2 separate regions of the Homo sapiens genome follow, and region 1 is linked to region 2. A link is a loop called in an ENCODE intact Hi-C map of the cell type or tissue named here. Cell type or tissue: transverse colon. All regions are shown on one strand. Links, peaks and the distances in the headings refer to the core of each region. The heading gives the core; the rest is flanking DNA. Region 1 overlaps MBD5 (methyl-CpG binding domain protein 5). Region 2 overlaps ORC4 (origin recognition complex subunit 4).

Region 1 (9,949 bases), core at 656-8,655, 260 kb after region 2:
AACAACAAGGAAATAACATAAGGAATGGATGGGAAGTCATTAAAATAGCAGGTGGGAGATCTTGATGATGACAGCCCTCAAGCTGAGTAACAACTTGTTGCAGTCTGGCCTGGCTGTTATCTTTGCACAGGTATCATTGGTATCACTTATCCTCTTACATGACGATTTCCTTTCTCCTATGTTGAAACTCATGTTTCTTAATCTTTTGTTTTTTTCCTTAATTTGCCGTCTCATTTTTTGGAGCAAGTCCTCCAGGAAGTTCTTGAGAAAGAATGTATAGGAGGTAATTTTTTGTAATAGTTCCATTTCTCATTGTTTTAAATTTCCATGGATGTTAGATCTTTCCACTACGGTTTCATTTATATTGCCGTAATCTGTTATGACTAGTGTAGGTAATTAGAAGTAGCTATTTTAAAATATTTTTGTGCCACTACTAAAAAAAAATGGTTTCCTTTATGTAATGCCTATAACTATATGAGGGAAGCATTCTGAAAGAGTCCCTTTCATAAGAAAGAAAATTCCAGAAGACATTGGTATTAAAAGAATCAATCTCTTAGGTAAGCTTTGTTACTCAGAATTGTGTTTACCAAAATAGGTACATCTCCATTTGTGTCTATTTCTTCTATGTAAAATTAAAATTTTTGTCATCAGCAATAACAGTATGACTTAGTATCTTTAAAACTTGGTGTCTTTTATGAAATGCAAGAATGTAGATCATATGGTAACCTAGCTTACCAAATGGGAAATCCGTGAGCCAGAGCTAGCCATGATTCCTCTTGTTATTTTCTATGAATTTGAATGAAAATTGCCTAATTCATTCATGTTTGGGATTATTTTATTGTGTCAGACAAAGTAGGCTCTTTTATAAGCAAAGGGAGTGGGGGTGCCATTTGCACTGGTGTGTGTGTGTGTGTGTATAAACAAATCTGTATGTAATATAGATTGTATAGCATTTGGTGTACCTCCATCCACATGTGCCAAAATTGGAAAATTAATATATCTCACTTGAACAAAAGTATGGCAACTTATATTTGCCAAAACCAGCTACAGAAATATTCCAGATCCCACATGCTCTTTATATTCTTTATACTCTCCCATCAAGAGGTAGATTCCATTTCCCCTCCTCCTGAAATTTGGCTTCTTTGACCAATAGAATATGGTGGAAGTGACTCTAGGTAGCTTCAAAGGCTTAGGCATAAAAGGCAATCCCGTTCTGCTAGGATCTCTCTCAGAATACTCACCCTTGAAATCCCAGTCCCCATATTGTGAGGAAGACTGAGCCACGTGAGAGGCTGCAACCACACCAAGCATGTGATGGAGCAAGTTTTCAGACGATTTCAGTTCCCAGCCTTAAAGGTGCCCCAGCTGGTACCAAGTGGAGCAGAGACAAACTATCCCTGCTGAACTCTGCCTAAATTTTTAAACAAACTAATGATTGTTTGTTATGCAGCAGTAATTAATTAGGACAAAAAAAGGTTCTGTTTCCAGGTAAGTTTGGAAAGTACCACATTAAAGAACAGCAAAGGAAGTTTCCTTCCTGCAAGAAAGCCTTCAGTGTGCTAATGTGTGTAATGGTCTCCAAGATCATATAGCATACACTTTGCAAAGAGCATGTTAGTTCTATATTCCATGGAACTTAACTTGGGAAACCCTTCTCCATATTCATTATTTTAATGGTTACGTATTCTATTAATAAAGTATGATGCTTCATTCTTCTGTGCTTGAACATTTAGGTTACTTATAACATTTTGCTGTTATATGTGATTTAGTGTTTTCTTTCTTTTATTTATTTCCTTAGGCACTATTCTTTGGAGTAGAATTACTGTGTCATAGCATCTGAGGTTTTTTTTTTTGTTTTTTTTTTTGTTTTTTTTTTTTGAGACAAAGTTTTGCTCTTTTTACCCAGGCTGGAGTACAATGGTATGATCTCGCCTAACTGCAACCTCCACCTCCCGGGTTCAAGCGATTCTCCTGCCTCAGCCTCCAGAGTAAACTGAAATTACAGGGACCCACCACCATGCCCAGCTAATTGTTGTGTTTTTAGTAGAAATGAGGTTTCACCATGTTGGCCAGGCTGGTCTCAAACTCCTGACCTCAGGTGATCTCCCCGCCTCAGCCTCCCAAAGTGAAATTCTTAATGACTGGCTACACTAACTTATGAATGCCATAATCAATACAGATTTTTTCTCCAGAGTCTTGATAGCTATTAACATTTTCCTCTTTTTTTCACTAAAACATAAAATGGAAATATAATTGTTTTGATTTGAATTTAATGTCTATCAAGATTGCATCTTTTTTATTGCCTTCGTATGTGTCTGTAGATCCAACATGTTTATCACCACAACTACCTGAGTTCTAATGGTCCCAAGACAACTCTACCACCAAATTTCTACCTTTGTTTCTCAATGTCTCTGTGCATTGGCTTCCTCTGTAAATGGGAATACAAAAATTACCTGTTTCAGGTTGTTACAAGGAGTAAAGGAAATAATGTACATAAAGCATTTGGTGAGGTTTTATATATTATGATATCATAATATATAAAGAACAATAAATAAGTCTAGGTTTTCTCCTATAGATGAGTTACAGTGATTTTTACATGTTTTCATAGTAAGTTCATCATATATATTAGATATAAGCACTTTGTTTTATTTTTTATTGTCATTTTTCTTATCTTTTGATTTCATTCTATGAAAGTTATAAATATTTATAATGAAATGGCAAGGAAAAAAGCTTATAAATGTTCATATGATAACTTCTGCTTCTTAATGGTTAAAAGTACATTCCATCTACCTATGAAATTAAAATATTCTTCTATAAATTATTCCATCAAGAAAGCATCGTGCTATGAGCTATATTAAACACAGGGATCATAAGAGGACATGATGACTTTCCTAGAGTAGCTTCTAATCTGGTCTAAGAGGAGGATTGTATTGTTCAGGGTTCTCCAGAGAAACAGTAGGGGGGAATATATATATGTATGTATGTGTATATGTATGTATGTGTATATGTATATATCTGTGTATATTATATATATATGAATATATCATATATGTATTTATGCATGTATATGTACATTTATAGAAATTTATTTCAAGATATTGGCTTAAGCAACTAAGGGACTGGCAAGTATTAAATTTGTAAGGAAGGCCACAGGCTGAAAACTCTCGGGCAGGAGCTGATCCTGCAGTCTTGAAGCAAAATTTCTTCTTCAAGTATATCTCAGCTTTGCTCTTAAGGCCTTTCAACTGAGTAGATGAGGCTCATTCAGATTGTGGAAGATAATCTCCTTTACCTAAAGTCAGCTGATTGTAGGTATTAACCCCAGTATTGTTTAACTGAATAACCGGGTACTCTAGCCTATCCAATTGGGGCAGAAAACTAACCATCACAAAGGCAAATAATATGGCAGACTTTTAACAGTAATTTTCATATTAATACATTTCAGCACTTCAATACTAAGTCATTCTTTAAATTGTGGCCTTTAATAAATAAACAAATAAAATGAATAAACTAATATGTTGAAAGGGAAAAGATGGCCAGGCACGGTGGCTCATGTCTATAATCTAACCACTTTGGGAGGCCGAGGTGGATGGATCACTTGAGGCCAGAGTTTGAGACCAGCCTGGGCATGATGGTGAAACCTCATCTCTACAAAAAATAGCTTGGCATTGTGGCTTATACCTGTGGTCCCAAGTTACCCTAGTGGCTGAGGTGGGAGGATCACTTAAGCCCAGGAAGTTGAGGCTGCAGTGAGCCAAGATTGCGCCACTGTACTCCAGCCTGGGTGACAGAGTAAGACCCTGTCTCAAAAAAAAAAAGAAAAGATTTGTTTTCAATATAAATGTCATGGATTTCTTTATTATCCCAGCTCTCTATAACATATATCCTATGAGTGTCTCTCTACAAAAAGAAACTATCATATGCGGTATACAAAGTATGACTAAGAAATAAAGTGATTTGATTTTTAAACTACTACATCATGCCATCCAAATGAATGTTAAGTCTTCCAAAATAATCATCTTAGGAAGCTGTACATTTATCTTATGATAGAAAAATTCCTTAATCGTTTGCATATCCTCTTTTAAAATTACCTCCTCAATCTGAAGTGCATTATTTTGACTATATTGATAGTTTCCTCACCTTCTTTAAACTTTTGCTCAAATGTTACTTCCTCAGTAAGAATTACTCTGACCATTCTATTTTAAATTGCAGTCCCCCCCTTACCTTGCTTTCTTTTTCCCCCCTAAGATTTAAATTTTCTAATGCATATGTAATCTACATATTTATTGTCTGCCCACACTAGAAACTACGCAACACCGAGGCAGGGTTTTTGCAATCTAATAGAGGTACTTTCTCAAAGAGTTTGTAGATATACAATCCAGTTTTTATAAAAATGTAGCACTTAAAAGCAAGTCTAATTCAGACTTAAGTTGTTTTTGAACAGAAATGTGATCTGGGGCTGGGCGCGGTGGCTCATGCCTGTAATCCCAGCACTTTGGGAGCCCCAGGCAGGCAGATCATGAGGTCAGGAGATTGAGACCACCCTGGCTAACACAGTGAAACTCCATCTCTGCTAAAACTACAAAAAAAATTAGCTGGGCATGGTGGCGGGCGCCTGTGGTCCCAGCTACTCGGGAGGCTGAGACGGGAGAATGGCGTGAGCCTAGGAGGCAGAGCTTGCAGTGAGCCGATATCACGCCACTTCGCTCCAGCCTGGGTGACAGAGCGAGACTCTATCTCAAAAAAAAAAAAAAAAAGAAATGTAATCTGGTTTCAACACAGAAAAAAAAAGACATTATACGTATACTGATGACTTTTAAAAATACTTCGCACATCATTAAGGAACACTTTAAATGTAAGAACTTCTAAAGAAGTTCTTCTGATCTAAATAGTTGGCCTTTGTATACTTTATTTTAACCTATTAAGGCACTTTTTTAAAAAGCTGCTTTAAAACTTTTTTTAAAATTCATCATTGGAAACATGATCCATTTATTTATTTGTTAATTCATTCATTTAAAAATAAAGCAAAGTTGTGTACCAACCATCTGCCAGGGATTATTCTAGAGATGCAGTATTTTTCTTGATTACTTTGCCAACCGGAGACCTCTGGCCAATGATGCCCCTCCCCAGGCCTTGCTCAGGCCTGGGCTTGCCACAGGAGATGCCCTGTTTACTTGACACACCAGGCCATGCCTGGCTTGCCCCCCAGCATGGATCCCACGGCTCCTGCAACTGCGTGCTCAGTCCCTGGCAGGAGGAGATGTGTGTGCCAGTGAATGCAGGGTCTGGCTGGCCATTCCAAGCACTGGCACAAGAGTGGGCTCCACATGGGGCTTGTTCCTGGACCAGGTGTGTTGCAAGTGACTCCCACAGTGGGCTCTGGTCTCCGGACGAGGGAAACACAGGGACACCCAAGCAGGGGTACCCACGACCCTGAAGCCCCAGAGGGGGATGTTACAGCATGCTAATGACCTCTTTTAGTCCCATTGTCTGCAGCCCGACAGACAGAGGCGCCTTAACAACTCTGTCAGCCCGGTTGCCCTGCTCTAGCCTGCACCTCCAGGGCTGCCTTGGCCTTGCTGCTGCTTCTTGTCATATGGGATGGCTGCCCTCTGCTGGCAGAGGGCCACAGTGTTACAGCCTTCTGTGTACCCGCGTTCAGTCGGTCCGAAGTTCTTGTCCTGCATCCAAGAAGAATGAGGTTATGCTGACAATCAAAGGGTGAGAAGGGTGGAGAAAAATTTTATTAAGTGACGAAACAGCTCTCAGTGGAGAGGGGATGCAAGAGTGGTCCCCCACCTGAAGTTGGGTGGTTTCTCTCTCAGTGTGGCTGGATCTGAGGCTTTTATGGGCTCAGACTGGGGGAGTGTGTGCTGATTGGTTTGTGAGTATGCAAAAAAGGCTAAAACAAAGGCTCAAGGGGCACAACAGTGTAGAAAACAAATTAGGAAAGGGTAGGTACATGTAAAATAAGTGAAGGGTAGGGATGAATCGGAGGAAAGCATGCCAAACAGGAAGAGAAGTTCTCAGTCCGGTCCTTGGATTTACCTGAGATTTGTAGCTAGGCTTTAAACTGTCATTGGCTTGAAGGTTGGGTTTCACTGGCCCTGCCTCTATCTGCCTAGGCATTTGACTGCCTCCTGCCACTATCACTAGGAGCTGGCATAAACAGTGAAGGAGATGGAGTCCTTGCCTGCATGGAGCTTACTACCTTATTAGGGAAGACAAACAATAAACAAGTAAATAATTACATAATATAATTTCAAAATATGATATGTTCTAAAGAGAAAAATAAAGCATGGTAAATAGATAGAAGGTAATTGGGTTTGGAATTGGAAGTCCTATTTTGATAAAGTGGTCAGGGAGGCCTTCCCTGAGGTAGTGATATTCAAGCAGAAACTTCCAAGTTGATGGAAGTGGTGAGCAATGTCTAGAAGAGTGACCTAGGCAGCAGAATGGAACAGCAAATGTAAAGACTGTTGATTCAGCAAAAACAATTGTACTTGAGGCTCAACAAGAAATCTAGTCTGCTGGTATGGAGAAAGTGGGAGAAAGAGTGGTTTGAAATGAGGTTGAAGGGATTACAAGGCCAGAAATGTAAGGGGCTTATAGATCATATTAAAGAATTAAAAATTTAGGTTTAATTTTAATCACAAAGAGAAACTATTAGTGAGTTTTGCACTTGGGATTGATGTGATTTGAGAAATTTAAAACATCTTTGGAACATATATTGGATTTTTTTAGAGGTAACTTCAATGGTAAATAACTTTTTTGTTTAAAAAGCAGTTCTTTAGGCCAGGTGTGGTGGTTCATGCCAGTAATCTCACCACTTTGGTAGGCTGAGGTGGGAGGATCACTTGAGGTCAGGAGTTCGAGACCAACCTGGCCAACATAGTGAGAACCCATCTCTTAAATAAATAAATAATAAAAAGCAACTCTTTAAAAGCTGTAAAATAGACTGGCCAACATAGTGAAACCAGTCTCTACTAGAAATACAAAAAAATTAGCCAGATGTGGTGGCAGGCACCTGTAATACCAGGTACTCAGGAGGCTGAAGCAGGAGAATCGCTTGAACTTGGGAGGTGGAGGTTGCACTGAGCCAAGATCGCGCCATTGCACTCTAGCCCAGGCAACATCACGAGACTCCATCTCAAAAAAAAAAAAAAAAAGCTGTAAACTAATGAATTTTTAATTTTTTACCATAACAATTTTTAATGATTAGGAAAGTTCACAAATGAAATTAAAAGGCACTAATGAAATTAAAAGGAAACCTGGGAACTAATATTTGGTACATGCAACAAAGAAGATGCTGATTTTCTTAACATGCAAAGAGTTGTAACAATTAAATGTGGGAAAGATGGCCTATTTGCATAAAAGACCTGAAAATGCAGTTTATCAGAGAAGAAATGCAAATGGCTAATAAACCTGTAAAAATAATTTTCCACCCATTCCCTTGCACTCTGATGACATTTTTCTAGTGCTCGCTTGATGTCTGTGTGTTTTGCTATTCTTTTTATTCTTTTCCTGAATTATCTTTGTTATTACTACTGTTCTTCTTCTGTTGCTCATGACAGAATATAATGGTTTTACCTAGCTACCTATTTTCAAGAGGTGCGTGTGCATTAGGAAGGAGGGTCAAGGAAAGGGTGGGTTCACATTATTGTTGCAATTTTGCAAGTCTTCACAAGAAGGTAATCTCCGCTGCAACAGAAACAAAATACTTCCTATGAGGATGGCTTGTCTGTGGATCCTTTATGTAGCCCTGTCTTTTATGCTTCTCTAAAGCTGAGTCTAGCAAGATTCTGCTGACAACTCATCTCACCTTTGTTCCCATACTTGTGATTATAAGCAATACCTGTAGCAACATAAGGTATGTTATGTGTACGATCAGAGAATAGATTGTGGACATCATTTTCTTGGATCTACACTGCAGAGCCCTTTACCATGGATAAATTTCTCCAAGACTGCTTCTGTTCATGTATTTTCATGTGGCTCCTTCTAATTTTGCATCCCCTTTTGCCTATTTTAGAGTATAAGGGTCAAACCTGAACTCTAATTTTGCTGAAAATATAATGCTTAACTTTCTTCAGGAAGAAAGAAAAGGAGAGAGGGAAAGAATGGGAGAAAAGAGAAGAGAAAAAATGAATAAAGCAATCACCTTTGTTGGAAAAACCTACAATCCAGAAAGCAAGGACTCTGGAAAAGACATCATGAAACAATAGTAGAAGATGAATTATGAGCTGGCCAAACTTAGGAAAAAAGGATTTATTTCAAATATGAAATTGGAAGGAGCACAAGAAAGGCTAGACATCATGGAAAGCACCTTAAGGAATATTGTGGATTAAAATGTGAAGAATGAATAAAATAAACCAAAGAAAAAAAAGATTAGAAATAAAATTTTGTGAATGTATATAGATAGACTGAGACAGAGAAAGACACAAAAGAAAACCAAAAGAGTAGAAAAGAATGAATTATTTAAAGATAAGACTCAATAATAATTTAAAATATAATTTTGATCTACATATTGAAAGAGCATACCATGGACCAGGGAAAGTTGACCTAGAACTGTCAATACTGAGACATGTCCTCATAAAATTTCTGTACATTAAACATGAAGAAAGAATAGTCAGGTCAATAATAGAAGGGGAAAAAGTCAGACTTGTGTCTGTCTTATCCACATCAACATTTAGTACCAGTTGCCAGTGGAGTAACAGCTACAGGATCTTATAGAAAGGAAAGTGTTTAATATTTTAAATTTAGCCCAAATGTCTTCAAGTTTAAATACTAAAGACAGTTTTGAACTCAACAAATATAAAGACAGTTTTGAACTCAAGAAATACTTTTTGAAAACATTCTTAGAAAATGAGCTACTGCCAATCAGATATAAATAAACAGGAAAATTATCATAGAAGGTCTGTCAGCAAGCATTGAAAGGATTTAACTGTAAAAGAAAGACTAAAATGTGGGAATTAGAGCTAAAGAACAAAATGTAGACACTATATATAAATATAAATATAAAATGTTTACTAAAATTCCCTAAAAATAAAATATATTCCCTAAAAATATACCACTTCTACCTGTTTTCTCCACTTTTTTTCCCCAGTCTTTACAATTGTCTTATTATTTTTATTTTATTTTTTTTTGAGACAAGTCTCTCTCTGTTGCCCTGGCTAGAGTGCAGTGGCGTAATCTCGGCTCACTGTAACCTCCACTTCCCAGGTTCAAGCGATTCTCCTGCCTCTGCCTCCCAAGTAGCTGGGGATTACAGGCACCCCCCACCACACCTGGCTAATTTATTTTTATTTTTTTGTATTTTTAGTAGAGACGGGGTTTTACCATGTTGGCCATGCTGGTCTCAAACTCCTGACCTCAGGTGATCCGCCTACCTTGGCTTCCCAAATTGCTGGGATTACAGGCGTGGACTAATTTTCTCATCTTTAATACTTGGAAGTCAAAGAATATCAATTAAAGCTGACAAAAAATAAAAGTATCAGCATAATTTAACAATACAAGGAAAAATAGTGAAAAACATTAACTGAAATATGATGAATGAAAGAAAAAGGGCAGAGTAATAGAAAGCATGCAAATATTATAATTGCTTATAACAGTGAACTAATAGATTTTGAATACAGAAATAAGGACAGATATAAATTACATGTTTATTTGTAAAAACAAAGTTGCATAAAATTATAAACATAACCACTGGAACAAAGATACAGAGAAATTACCCATGGAGAAAAATAGGATAAACAGTACCAATGATATTTTTGTTTAAAAATATGTAGAAAATAGGCAGGCTGCAATGGCTCATGCCTGTAATCCCAGCACTGTTGGAGGCCAAGGCAGACGTATCCCTTGAGCCCAGGAGTTTGAGAACAGTCAGGGCAACATGGCAAAACCCTGCCTGTACAAAAATACAAAAATCAGCCAGTGATCCCAGCGACTTGGG
Region 2 (9,582 bases), core at 53-8,052:
GTTATTGATGGATCTTCTGCAGCTCTTATGTAGCCAATGAGACAGATGAGGGCTGTCAGCTTTTAAGTGACATCTTAAGCTAATAAGAAATTGGAATCCTCAAGTCATTTCATGAGGCTGTTACCCTTTAAGACAAATAATACTTTCCTCAAATAGTTCAGAAAATTTTTAAAAGGATCACTTAGAGCATAAGTGTAAAATTCTTGCTTCTAGTATATAATAGTGATGTTACCATGTCAAGTATTTTGGTGAAATATCCCCTAAAAATGTGTAGACTACGGCACAGATTGAGTATGCAAGCCTTAGCTTGAATGAGACTGCTGAGAAGTAAATGACAGGGATCTGAATACTTAGCAGGCTTAACTTTTTGCAGGGAAGGAAAGGCTATGTATGCAAAAGAATAGGTTGTAACTACTGAAGAGCTACTTTATGCTCAGAAACCTTTTATTCCACTTTGTATCCAAGATTTCATTAAAACATTGTTCCTTAGAGCATACTTTAAAAACTATTTGGTAAGGAATCCACTGTTGAACTTCAGGTCTTAATAGCACTGGCTTTGGTGCTAAACTGAGTTGAATTCCAAGCCTGTTGGCCATTCCCAGCATTGCCACTGCTGTGTTAGTTTTCTCATCTGTAAATAACTGCCTACATCTCACAGGGCCTCTAATAGTTAAATAGATTGTAAGCTGCACAAGCATAGGGACAGTCTGTCTTTTGTAAACCTCCCATGCACACAATAGGAAATCAAATATTCTTGAACAAATGAAGTCACTAAGTGCTCATTAAATTTCATTTTAAATATATGCCTCTGTTAATTCATGGATCTTGGAACTTACTTAAAAGACAATGCTTTGACGGACATTTCCACATTCCTCATAGGGATTTACTTTTTAATACAAACAGGTTCAGTTAACATTGCCATACACATCTCATTACTTTTGGGAGTGCTTTTCCAGAAATCTCTGGTAGTCACGTCACTTCATGATGGGGCTACGTTCTGAGAAATGTGTCTTTGGGTGATTTCATCACTGTATGAACATCACAGAGTATACTTACACAGACCCTGATGATATGTATATAGCCTGTTACACACTTAGGCTATACAGATAGCCTAGCCTATTACTCTTCAGCTATAGCACTGTACAGAATGTTACTGTAATCATACTGTAGGCAACTGTAACACAATGGTAAAACATTTGTATATTTAGACATAGAAAAGGTACAGTAAAAATATGGTATAATCTTATGAGACCACCCTTTATACAATGTCATTGACCAAAATGTTACGTGGTGCCATGACTATACTTGTTAAGAAGGAAAATTCCAGTCCTTTTGACCTATGGTAGGCTCAACAATCTGTAATTTTAGAAAATCCTACAAGGGATTCTGATGTGGATGGTATGAGTACCACATTTTGAGATGTCTAGAAGAAAAATCTTCAAACTCCTTGGCCTTTTTCTTCCATGGAACCATCTTCTGACTAAGCTGGTTAGTCTTCTGAACTAGAAAACCTGGGTCTGGGATAGAATCCAAAATTTGCATGTGGACAGAAAAAAACACTGCAGCAAACCTGCTGTACCAAAGGTTACTTATTATACTTCAGTGCTTACCATTGTTTTTTTTACTCCTTTGGTTTAAGGTTTGTAAAGACATCTAGCTGTTAGGTTGAAGTGAGCTCTTCAAATAGACCATTATATATATAAGTGTTAAAAAAGCACATGGTCTAGTCCCTAAAACAGTCATATTTTATTCTTCTGAACAGCTACTTACAAAGTAATCTCAATCAGTGAAATTATAAATCATGTAACTGTTCATGATTAAAAGGCAAGACACAGCCAAGACAGTAGATGGGCAAGTCTCACATAAATACAAGAATGTTTATAGAATGTTTAGCATATCATGTTAATGGACAATAGTTTTCCGTTCTCTACAGAAGTATGAATGAAATGCCAAAGTTGAAGTCACTGGTTATATTCATAACCAGCTTAGTGAGGATGTTGCCCACTGCCTCACATCTGTAGGACAGTTGGGATATTTCTGCAGAGCATTCATAATTTGAGTATTATCCAAAAGCAGTTTCATCAGCTGGTACTCTCTCTGTGAATTTCCTGAAGTTCTTTCCATGGGCTTTATTAATTCTAATTGCTGCAAGTGTTCAAAAGCCTGAAAGATGAAAGAAATAGTTTAGGTTGAATAGGAGAGGAGAGTGACAACTCTCCTGTTCTCTCCCAGAGAACAGTTAGCATTTTGGTCAGCTGCAGAACAGAGTACTGGGAAGCAAAATGTAACAACAATCAATAGGATTAAAAAAACTCTCACAACCCCATGAAAACTCATATTATCAGGTAAAACAGTGTCAGTGCACACTTACTTGTCCATATATTGTTGAATGTAAACACGGCAAACTTTAATTCAATATATACAATATGGTTTTCTTCCTAGCCTCATTCTCTATCATAGCTCCTCCTAGTACTTTAATAAATAGTTTCCAGTTCTCTGTAAAAACCTAAGAATCAGATAAGACTTTCTGATCAATTCCCTAGGCTACTCAGATTTGCATTTATATTTTGTCTGTCTCTATTTTTGCTTTGCTATGTAAAAAGGTAACACAGCTGTAACAGAGGGAGGCAGAAAAAGACCCTTGAGTCAACTAGACATATTCAGCTGATCCTGTAAGTAAAGGATTCAGCAGGCTAGTATGGACATGGAGGAGAAGGGACAGGCTCCTGTTTCCTCTAAGAAGTCTGACTGAGACTGTCACAACCTTCTTCCATCTTCCCCATCTTAATAGGGCTCTTTCTTGTCTACTTCCTCTTATCCTTAATATTCACCTATTATATCTTTTCTAACCTTGAGTGTTGTGTTAGGTACGTTATTAGGTTATGAAAAAAAAAACCATTAAATCATGATATACTAACCATTAAATAATGATACACTGAAATAGATTCCTGAGGATTCTATTATATTCTTACAACTCACTGTAAAAAACATCACTGGAACATATTCTCTATGTATCACATAAATTCTTCTGATAGAGAAACAGCTCAGATACCTTCATATCTGAACATGAGAAAATACTGGAGGCTGCAGGTGTTAAGAGCTGAATAGAACTGTGCAGATTTAAAACATTTCTAAATAGCAAAATACTTCATAATTGAAAATTCAGAAATGAGCAGCTACAAATTATTGAGAATTTAAATGCAGGCTGGGCGCAGTGGCTCACGCCTGTAATCCCAGCACTTTGGGAGGCCGAGGTGGGCGGATCATGAGGTCAGGAGTTTGAGACCAGCCTGACCAACATGGTGAAACACTGTCTCTACTAAGAATACAAAAATTAGATGGGCATAGTGGTGCACGCCTGTAATCCCAGCTATTCAGGAGGCTGAGGCAGGAGAATCGCTTAACTTGGGAGGCAGAGGTTGCAGTGAGCCAAGATTGCGCCCGCCACTGTACTCCAGCGTAGGCGACAGGAGACTCCATCTCAAAAAAAAAAAAAAAAAAAAAATTTAAATACTTGGGTAACCTTTCCATTTTCACAGCTCTCACAAAATAAGACTATTAGGGGAAAAAAACCCTCCAGTATTGTAAAATACTTTTCCTGTTTCTTTGAAGAAATGGCAATGCTCTGTACTCATTTTTGTTGCTACAAGAAATGAAATTCTGGTTACTAGGGCCTATAAGGGATGCCAATGGACTTGGGGAATCCACTGTTTTAAAAGTTTCTTTCCTTAAAATCTTCAAGAGCTGCACTGTCCACGCTAGGCTACTGAGCACTTCAATGTGTGACTCAATTTTTTTTTAAACTTAAAAATGGATATTTAGTTCTATTAGAAAATTCTGAGCATGTTTAGAACAATTTCAAAATGTAAATTTACTTTCTCAGCTATACATTTTATGGAATCTAAACAGCAAGAATTTCCAGTAAACATTTAGGCCATTGAGATGTGCTTAAATATAATGTACACCAAATGTTAAAGACTTAATTCAAAAGAATGTAAAATACCTTACTGTTCTTCTATAATGATTATAGAATGACACATTTTTGATATGTTGCATTAAATATATAATTAAAATTAAACCTTTTTATTTTTCTTACAGGTACTAGAAAATTTAAAACTACATTACATGGCTCACATTATCTTTGTAGTGGACAATGGTAATCTACATGAAGTCCTGAAGTTGTAAAACTCATGACTCAGCCCCCAAATAACACTTTCTCTGTATGCCCTCACAGGCCAATAAGATTTTGTCTTTTAAGTTTCTTAATGGCTCTAATTTTCATTGTTTTCTCCTTTTACTGCTGAGATTATAAAAGCCAATCCTTGGGTTGGAAAGGGAAAGGTTATATCACACACTATACTGAATAGTTGTTTTCGGGATGCAAGTGCTCTGAAGAGACAGCAGAGGGCAGTATACCTCCACAAACTAAAACAACCGGTCACTTCCTCAGATTTTTCCAAAATATTTCATTTTTAGATAATTTTCTTGTTTTGAAAAAAATCTCTATAATACTTAATGTTTAAAAATGAAAGTGCAATTTTAATACATAATCAAATTGGATGTAAAAAATATACTTGTCTGTAGAAAAATGACAGCAAACTAAATCTTACCTTCATGACAACAGGTTTTTCAAAATTATAAACGGAATGTGCTTTCCTTTGAACAAACTTCTGAAACTCTGAGTAGAAAGCAATGACAACATTATACCTTCAAATAAGCAGTGGGGAAGAGTCAGAAAAAAGCTACTTAAGTCTCATCTCACCATTATAGACCATTTGAAAATTAAATGGCTCTTCCTCATAGATGTCATTTAAATGTTTCATTGCTATTATAAGACAGATTTCCAAGACTGATAGACCTACAGTAAAAGGGAAAAAAAACTATCAGTTTAATGACATATAAGACTGAAATAACTGTTCTCCAAAGAATACAATATAGTGAAAGATCTATGGTTCTGAGGGGTGAAGAAGGTCAAGATTCTTCTAGATTTCAATGTGTTTCAATTATCTATATAAATTTAAGTTACTTAACCTCCCTGAGCTTAGTTTTTTTCCTATCTGCAAAATAAGGATATTTTTAAACTTTTAGAAATGTCACAAAGATTGGCGAAATATTATCAGGCACTCACCATATGGCCCACAGTAAACAAAATAAACTTCAATTGTTATGTGACTTTAAATCACACAGGGCCTTTGCGTAGGATTTATCTAGAGACTTCCTAAACTCCTGGAAATTATATCCAAATCTGTGTATTCCTTTTTTCCCCGGAGAGGAAAAGGTTCATTACATTTGGAAAAGGAAATAACAAACCCAAAATGACTGAAACCCAGAGAATGCTCTTCAGTAGTTCTTGATACAATGATAACATCAGCAACACAGTCTTACCTGGATTTCCAATGTGGCAAAAGAGGCAGAGCGTCAAATTTTTTTTTCACTTTAAATGGGAGTGATAGTACCTTTAAAAGGACTAAGTTAAAGGCTATATGGATACGAAAGTATTTTATAAAGCATTATGCCCACGTTAATTGTAATTTTAAAAACATTCCATTATCTAAATTCAAAGTTTTAAAAACCACAATTTAAAAAATAAGGCTGGGTTCTCACCATGTACAATATTTGCTTTCGAGTCCATGCTACACAGTTGGCTTGCTTCCATTAGATCTACGGCAGTCATAAATGGGTGCGATGCTGTTACTCGATTTAAAGCAAGCATCTAGGGAAAGACAGATCAGAAAAACAATTACGTATTTACATGGGCATTTTGGAGATACTGTGCAAAACTTCTGAATTTGTATAGTTAATTCTTAAGGGAGAGTAAATATTAATGCTTAGGAAGGTATTCTCAAATTCAGTTGTATTAAAATACAGTATTTCAATTTGTGTGTCACATAACTGCAGATGTAAAGCATAAAAAAAGTTCCTGCTGCTCTCTCTAACCCATCCCAGTTGCATAACTTGTTTACTTACTGCTTGGAAGAACAATGTTTAAAGAGGAGTAGGTCAAGGAGAAGAAACTGAAAATAATTAAGAATACTTACTAATAAAAGCCCCAAACACAAGCCCAAAAGGCAGATCTACGCCTTACTTGTTAACTTTTTCACCACCCAATCATCCAGCCAGGTTAGTATTAATTTAGACAGAAGTTAGCTGTTTTATGTTCAATTGTACAAAAAAGAAAAGAAAATAGCACATTTATACTCAGGAATAACTCTCCTTGAAAGCACAGTCTCCTTCTCTTGTGCTGCTTCTCTGTTCAAAAATGAACAGAGGTCCTGGACCAGAGTTGCTACTCAAGTATTTGAAGATTTCCTTCCTTCCTTCTTTATTTGTATTTTTCATGAAAGTTAAATTTGGTCATTTAGGGTTACAAGATTTAGCAGATAAAAATGCATGACCTCTGGTTAAATTTCAATTTCAAATAAACAATAAATAGTTTCTTAGTAGTATGTGCCATGCAATATTTGGGATATAATTATCCAAGAAACTCTCCTTCACCTTAACAAGGGCGCAACTGATTAGCTGGGCAGAGAGTTTGGCAATCCTTGTCCTTCATTCTCCTACTGGTTGGGACCTAGATTGCCAGTGCTCCCTCCCTTTCTCTCTCCTTTCCTTTTTCCTTTAGTTATTAATTTTTTAATTTTTATTTTTTAACTTCATTTTTCCATAAGTTATTGTGGTATGGGTGGTATTTGGTTACATGAGTAAGTTCTTTAGTGGTGATTTGTGAGACTTTGGTGAATGCATCACTTGAGCAGTATACACTGCATCATATTTGTAGTCTTTTATCCCTCGCCCCACTGGAAAACAATGTGGAGATTCCTTAAAGAACTAAAAGTAGAACTACCATTTGATACAGCCATCCCACTACAGGGCATCTACCCAGAGGAAAAGAAGTTATTATTTGAAAAAGAAAGAAGTCATTATTTGAAAAAGATGCTTGCATGTGCATGTTTATAGCAGCAAAACTCACAATTGCAAAATCGTAGAACCAACCCAAATGCCCATCAATCAACGAGTGGATAAAGAAACTGTGGTATATATATACTATGGATATGGATAAAGAAACTGTGGTATATATATACTATGGATATATGGATATATATATATATGTGGTATATATATACTATGGATACTACACAGTCATAAAAAGGAATGAACTAACAGCATTTGCAGTGACCTGGATGAGACTGGAGACTATTATTCTAAGTGAAGTAACTCAGGAATGGAAAACCAAACATCGTATGTTCTCACTGATATGATATGTGGGAGCTAAGCTATGAGGACACAAAGGCATAAATTTTTTTTAACATATACAAAGGCAACAGAGAATAATAAATATCTATGACTACTTTACCTGCTTAAGAAATATGATTTTAGAGTTGAAGCCCATCTCCTCCGGATTGGACTCTACTCTTCCCCACATAAAACAACCAAGTATGTCTATACTATTAGGTTGGTGCAAAAGTAATTGCCATTTTGGGCACTGAAAGTAATGGTAACTTTTGCACCAACCTAATACTTCTACTACATATACATGTATTATACAACAGAGTAATTTTCAACTTTTATATAAATATATTGTATCTTCACAACTCTCTTCACTGTGAGGTTTTACCCATGTTGAGGCAGTATCAATTCTGGTTTATTCATTTTTTCATTATATTTCTTTGTATATATCCACGATTATTCATTTCCTAATTTCCTATTGACAGACATCTTTCATTTCTTTTTTTTTCCCAATTATAAACAAGACTGCAATAAACAACCTTGGACATGTCTTCCTGTGCATTAGGTAACTAGACTTTCTCTAATTAGTATGTTTCTCTAGTTACCTAATTTGCTAAATAAATTGCTCTCCAAAGCACTTACACATATTTACATTGGCAGCAGCAATAAATATTAATAGTCACAGTCATGATACCATCAAGCATAATCTTTAACACCCACTAGATTGGCAAGAAAAAAAAAGTTTAATTGTAGTATTTCTCTGGTTACTGGAGAGGCTGAAAATCTGTAATCTATAATGAGCTTCCACAGTAAGACAATGACAACAAATAATGGGATGAGCTAAGAATATGAGTAAGCAGCCCTCAAAGTAGAATCCCATATGACAAAAAACAAGCCATTATTTAATTCATTACCATGAATTAAAAATGTAATAGAAAAATGGCAGAACAATGGCCGTTAATATTGACAATACTGAGGCAGAGATATTTTCCCAGATGGAGATGTGTGTGTATATATATATACATACACACATACACACACACACCCCTCCTCTAAAAATTACTAGTCCCCAAATTCCTTCATGATATGCTGAAAATGGCAGTATGCTTTTGACAATAGAAGAAAAGTAAATAGGGATAAAAAGACTTAAATTCCTCAGCAGAAGCAGCAATGAGGAAAGAAAACTTGTATATAAACATGGGTGAACCATACAGCCAAGTAGGACACAAACTTGAAGCCAGAGAGCTTTGGATTAAGTCCTGGCTTTGTTATCTACTAGTAGTGTGACCTTCGGCAAGTTACTTAGCTTTAAGGAGCCTCAATTTCTTTAGGGGTAAGAATAAAAAATAAGATTATTCCAATGGCCAGACATAATATAGGTACTACTAGCATCAACAGTACTTGGCTCATATGCCAGTCCATAAATGGTAGCTACTGTCATTATTATTCTATTATTATTAAAAATGACCTTTCTATGAAACCAAAACTATCTTGTCTTTCAAAGGTATTTGCCATAATTTTCTAGAAATATTAGACTAAAACCAAATACTCTTAGTGAAGAAAGTTAATTTTCAGAACAATTAAGTACTTCTTGTTTGATATTGGTATTATGTAAGCTTAAGATATAATTACTTGGCAAAACATCATAACCAGGTAGGATTTATTCCAGGTATATAAGGCTGGTTCAACACTCAAAAAATAACATAATCAAATATATCAACAGGTTAAAGAGAAACATGGTCATGCGAAACGATCGAGAATAAGCATTTGACAAAATCCAACACCCATTTATAAGAAACTCTCAGCAAGTTACAAACAGATGAGGATTACCTCAACCTGATAATGAACATGTATAAAAAACCTACAGCTAACATTATACTTAATGGTAAAAGTTTGAATCCTTTCTTCCTAAGACTGGGAACAAGAAAGGATGTCCACTCTCACTGCTCTAATTCAACATAACACTGGAAATTCTAGCCATTGCAAAAAAGCAAGAAAAGAAATAAAAGGCATACAGATTGGAAAGAAAAAAAAAACCGTCACTATTTGTGAAAAATGTAATGGTCTACATCAAAAGTCCCAAGGAATCTATTAAAAAACCTCTTAGAATAAGTGAGTTCAGCATAGACTATAAGTCAATCACATTTCTATATATTAATGTGTATATATATAATCAATCACATATTCTATATGTAATGAATATGTGGGAAATGTAATGAATATGTGGGAAACCAAAATTTCAAAACCCATTTACAATTGTTCTAACAAATTAAATATTGGTATACACATTAAATAAGTACATCATCTGTGTAGTAAGAGCTATAAAATGCTGATGAAAGTAATCAAACAAGAAAT

The links. Peaks named below come from ENCODE experiments on the same cell type or tissue, not always from the same donor. Only the 100,000 strongest peaks of a DNase experiment are listed, where the experiment ranks them.
Region 1: a loop joins it to region 2, with 12 times the contacts of the local background. A loop is called at or near these places in 19 of 110 quality-filtered maps.

Annotation. Positions count from the first base shown.
Region 1 is chr2:148,195,953-148,205,901 of GRCh38, forward strand. All of the region lies in intron 2 of MBD5 (methyl-CpG binding domain protein 5), which reads left to right. Among named protein-coding and RNA genes, the nearest start is that of MBD5, 180 kb to the left of the region's middle. In transverse colon, for the core only: no CTCF peak of the experiment used is centred there; a DNase peak (open chromatin) is centred at 5,589.
Region 2 is chr2:147,933,536-147,943,117 of GRCh38, forward strand. ORC4 (origin recognition complex subunit 4) reads right to left here. Exons shown (of 14, transcript NM_181741.4): 11 at 5,605-5,713; 12 at 4,763-4,858; 13 at 4,611-4,678; 14 at 1-2,163. The coding sequence ends at 1,975. Among named protein-coding and RNA genes, the nearest start is that of ORC4, 82 kb to the right of the region's middle. In transverse colon, for the core only: a CTCF peak has its summit at 4,420 (motif pointing right); no DNase peak of the experiment used is centred there; H3K27ac peaks cover 371 bases.